Regions from separate parts of the Homo sapiens genome. Here region 1 is linked to region 2. A link is a loop called in an ENCODE intact Hi-C map of the cell type or tissue named here. Cell type or tissue: PC-3. All regions are shown on one strand. Region 1 has its middle 87 kb from the start of PLPPR4. Region 2 overlaps PLPPR5 (phospholipid phosphatase related 5).

Region 1 (2,500 bases), 260 kb before region 2:
CTTAGCCTATATATACATTGAAAACACTCCGTTATGTCTCTTGGTGGAATTTTCACAGTCTGTCTTCAGTCAGTAAATGCACAAACAACCCTGAGCACATGTGTGGGTCATTATAGTGAAGAAAACACAGGCTTCAGATTCAGATCTGGTTTCCAATAGTATGGCTATTTCAAACCGTGAGATCTTGATCTTAGAATTTCGATTTCTTCATCTGTTAAATGGGTTTAACAAAAATCGTTTTATAGGACAGTTGGAAATATTAGCACACCCTTATTTTTTTTAAATCATCCTTGTTAATTCTTGCTAACCAAAATGTGCTAGGAAAGCAAAAATAAATAAGATATCGTCCTGGAACTCAAGTAGACTCGTGACGGAGTTCAATACATAAATCAATGATTATTACGATGAGAGATAACCCTGAGAGGTATGGATAATCCAGGACCGTGGACAGGTGGGCAGTGTGGTTAAGCAGGGATGGGTCCCCCAGTGCTGTCAGTGGGGGTAGGAATAAGCAGATGGTGTTGCCAATCTTCTCTTATATTAGAGGCATATTGGCTAATACATGTTCTAGCACACTGGTGGGGCAAAACCTTGTATCTTTCCAGACACTGGGCGCACGATTTAGGGCATATCTTTTAATCTCTATGTGCCTCAGTTTTGTCCTCTGTGATGATAGTAGTAGCTAAAACTTACAAAGCACTTACTAGGTGCCCGACACTCTTCTAATTGCTTTATGTATCTTAATTCCCTTAATCCTTACAACAACCGCATTTTACAGAAAAGGAACCAAGGACTGATAAAGTTAAATACCAAGTATCTTGCCCAAAGTCAAAGAAATAATTCAAATGGCAGAGCTGGGATTCAAACTCAGGCAATCTTATCTCCAAAGTTTCATGCTGAACCGTAACTGACTCTCTATAGTGCAATGAATAATAATAATGGCTACATATCCAGCACTAACCACATGGCCTGCACACAGGAAGCATTCCATCGATTTTGGCTTTGATTACTATTAGTTAACTCTTTAATTTAAAGTATTTTTTAAAAATTTAATTATCCAGGAAATATTTCAAAATCTTGTTTCTCTGGTTTTTACCAATAGATGTAAGCAGATTACTAATCATGGGCAATATTTTTGACTTTCAAGAGCCCTCTTGTGGAAAAGTATAATAATCCAGGACAGCATTTTTATTTATCTAAGGATTGTCATATATGTGAAAAGAAATCCTAAATGTAAAGAAAATTCATTATTTTTTCAATCTGGCATCACACTTGGTTTCACTGAATGTAGGAAATATATTATTGATGACTCACATTATGAAATTAAGTAGGTAAAACATTGCAGTGCTGTAAAAAATTAAAAAGCAATTCCACAGAAAAATTGAAATCCATTTTGTAAGTAACCGCAGAGCAAACTGCATGGCTTAACAAATAGTTCCTATTAACTTTTAAAATTGTCAGAAAAATTCTAAGTTAAAACATTACAGGTAAAAATCTACTTATCTAAAGAAAATAATTACAACATTAGCATTTAGTATGAAGCGATAGTATTCTTTTCTTTTGTGTCATTTATTCATTTTAAAACAAGTTTGACTAAGGAATTAAACTTGAATAAGTAATAACCCTGAATATGTTTAAATATGCTATAGTGTTTAAAAGGTTCTTAGAGCAATTGAAGATAAGAACTGATTAAATATTAGTGTCTAGATGAATCATTTATTAGATGACTCTATTGTGAGAATTAATGCATGCCTTTTACCCAGGAGAAAATATTCCCCTGGCAATGAGTATTTATTTGTCTCTAATGTTCCCTGGTTTGTTATTGCAGAAATGTGTATCACAGTGACTTTATCTCTACTTTCATTTATAAAATGATGCCGCTATCTGCTCTGAAAGCAGGGAGACAGCTGCACTTTCTAACTCATGTTTCTGAATCATAATGAGTGGTCCTAGCCATGTGCTTTTTTCTTGTGTTTTTTTTTCTTCTCATCTCCACTCTAAAAATAGAGATGATATGAAAAACCTGCAGTTCTTTCCAAATGAAATTTTATGTGGTCAAAGGATCTTTTAAATACAAGCTTACTATTTAAGTAATTTTCAAACCTCATCAATTTAATTTATTAGGAAGAGCTCAATGTTAACTTCTAATTTTCTTCCAACAAAGATATTTACTGAGCATCTATACTGTTATTCAGGTAATGTACTAATGTTTTATGGCCATTATCTCTTATTATCTTTACAATAAAAAGACACCATCAATCAGGGTAGTTAAGTTTCTCAAGTTCCTAGAAAAAGTAAATGCAAAGCTGAGACTGGAACCCACACCTGTCTGACTTAGTGGTTTCCCAGCTATTTGTCAATGGCTTCCTTAATGCCTTAGAGACCAGGAAGCATCTCGGGTGCTTCCAAGTTTTGGGGAAAGATGTGAGAAGTGTCTGAGCAGGTATAACTTGGGTTTTCAGCATGTTGCAGAGAAATTTTTTAATGTTTCACATTTTGA
Region 2 (2,500 bases):
TATGCATTTCTAAGAATTTTTCTGAGTATATTATCAATACCAGATACTTATTGACGTTTATACCATAAAATCTGATTATATTATCAAAGTCATTTCTTTTACAATTGCTCTACTCATGACTTGAAATAATAATTGAATACAGTCAACAAATTTGCTTATAAAATAATACATAAACTTATGAGCAGTTGAGCTATAGAATACATTAGATGGGGGAAGGACCAAATTATTCTTGAGCGTAGTGGCTCATGACATTTCATTTGCTGCAATCAATTGACACCATATGTTCATTAGCATAAGTCCAGATGCCAGAAATGTAGGTACCTATTCACTGTTTTGTTTTGTTTTTAGTTGACACATTTCCCTTATCGTACTTATGGTTTTTTTTTGTTGTTGTTGTTGTTTTTGAGACAGAGTCTCGCTCTGTCACCCAGGCTGGAGTGCAGTGGCACGATCTCAGCTCACTGCAAGCTCCGCCTTCTGGGTTCATGCCATTCTCCTGCCTCAGCCTCCCTAGTAGCTGGGCCTACAGGTGCCCGCCACCACGCCCAGCTGATTTTTTGTATTCTTAGTAGAGATGGGGTTTCACCATGTTAGCCAGGATGGTCTCGATCTCCTGACCTCATTATCTGCCCGCCTCGGCCTCCCAAAGTGCTGGGATTACAGGAGTGAGCCACCGCGCCCGGCCTACTTAAGTGTTTTATTGTCCTAATTCTGGCTGATAAAATGTAGTTAAACAAAGTAATTTCACAATTTCATTTAACAACATGAAAGCAACCTCGGCATTGCATTGAATCTTAAAGTCTTCCTTCAAAGTAACATCTGTTTGGTAGAAATCTATTCCACTTTATTTTTTCTAGCTGTATTCATAATGCTGGTTTTTATCAAGTATGTGTCCTCTAAATATGGCATACACAAATGGAAACATTAAAAACACTTAAACACTTCAACAGCTTCCCCCTGCTAATAATATTGTTGAGGTTGATCTAAAATGAAAATTCAGATAAAACAAGAATGGATACAGTAAGAATAAAAAGAAAAAAAGACAGTTGGACTATCTGTGCTTGGTGTTTCTAGATGATTAAGAATGTTATGCTAAGAATTGGCCATTTGTAAGAGATTGCCATACGAGGTAAGTAAAACAAAATAATTGCTACTCTTGAATTCTGCTTTTAAGAAACTGATTTCAAAAACTTCATAAACTCCAGTTAATGATTTGAATCATACAGGCGTATATATGTCTATAAATATATGTTTGTACATACACATAATATGCTATGCTAATAAAGGAAATACCTTCATGAAAAGTCATTTTTTTTATTGAATGTTTCAGATGTACATCACCAACACAATCAAAGCCAAGGGAACCAGACTTGCTAAGCCAGTTCTATGCTTGGGCTTAATGTGTTTGGCATTTCTTACTGGACTCAACAGAGTAGCAGAATATCGAAATCATTGGTCAGATGTTATAGCAGGCTTTCTGGTTGGAATATCTATAGCAGTATTTCTGGTAAGTACAAATTTATTTATATATCATTGGGTTTTTAATTAACTTGCATAATCACCATGAGAAAATACAAGTGTGAATCACTGGGTTTGTCTAAATGTAGTATATCAAACAAATCATTCATTTAAGTATATAAAACAAATCATTTAAGTCATTCATTTCTTCCTCCTCCCCCATTTGTTCTGCCACAAGTCAGGTTTGGGGATGAAAAAAATACAAATCCTATGCTTAAAGTTGAACAATATATTTTCATATAAAATAGAGCTGGCCTAAAAACATACTGTCCCTCCCAAATAGTTTTTAAGACTGGGTAAAAACTGCCTATAATATTTTTTAAGGATTTATAACAAACTTTATATAAATCCTTAAAAAATGTTATAGGCGAGTTTCAGGACTGGTTTGGATATTTTTTAAAGATTCCTCAGGGAAGTTGGCATGCTGGGGTATTGAGAGAATCCCAAAGTCCCCTAGTGAGTCCCTGCTGTACTCTCCCTGAGCCTCCATGTCCCAGTGCTAGCAGGTCAGCCTCACCTGTGAGATGAGGCATTTTACATCAGTAACTAAAAACTCATGAATAGTTTCTAAGACCATACCATGTCAAATCATATTTCACCGCATAGTAAAGAGCATACACAGTGACTTCTAATGAAGTAAGCATTCCATTTATACTCTTATTATAAAATCTTCTAGGACTATTTCCATAGGTTTTGGTTGTTGGAAAATGTATTTTAGTCTGACTTTAGAATTCATTATTATTTATTTAACCAGAGGCAATAGTCAAGGGTTTGTATGCATTTCTAAGTATTTTTCTGACTTATTATCAGTACCAAATACTTACTGATGTTTATACCATAAAATCTGATTATACTCTTAAAGTATAGTATAAGTTGTGAGTGTATAACATTTTATAAGTATGAGTATATAATAAACAGCCTGAACTTCCCTCTATTCATGTGCACTAATCATTATGAGTATATCACATTTTACCCAAATGAA

Evidence for each region. Peaks named below come from ENCODE experiments on the same cell type or tissue, not always from the same donor. Only the 100,000 strongest peaks of a DNase experiment are listed, where the experiment ranks them.
Region 1: it touches region 2 in a loop (16-fold over the local background); 1 of 110 quality-filtered maps calls a loop at or near these places.

Annotation. Positions count from the first base shown.
Region 1 is chr1:99,176,324-99,178,823 of GRCh38, reverse strand. No RefSeq gene overlaps it. Among named protein-coding and RNA genes, the nearest start is that of PLPPR4, 87 kb to the left of the region's middle. In PC-3, a CTCF peak has its summit at 1,169 (motif pointing left); no DNase peak of the experiment used is centred here.
Region 2 is chr1:98,920,889-98,923,388 of GRCh38, reverse strand. PLPPR5 (phospholipid phosphatase related 5) reads left to right here. Exons shown (of 6, transcript NM_001037317.2): 4 at 1,331-1,507. Among named protein-coding and RNA genes, the nearest start is that of PLPPR5-AS1, 82 kb to the left of the region's middle. In PC-3, no CTCF peak of the experiment used is centred here; a DNase peak (open chromatin) is centred at 1,368; H3K4me3 peaks cover 1,613 bases; H3K27ac peaks cover 2,461 bases.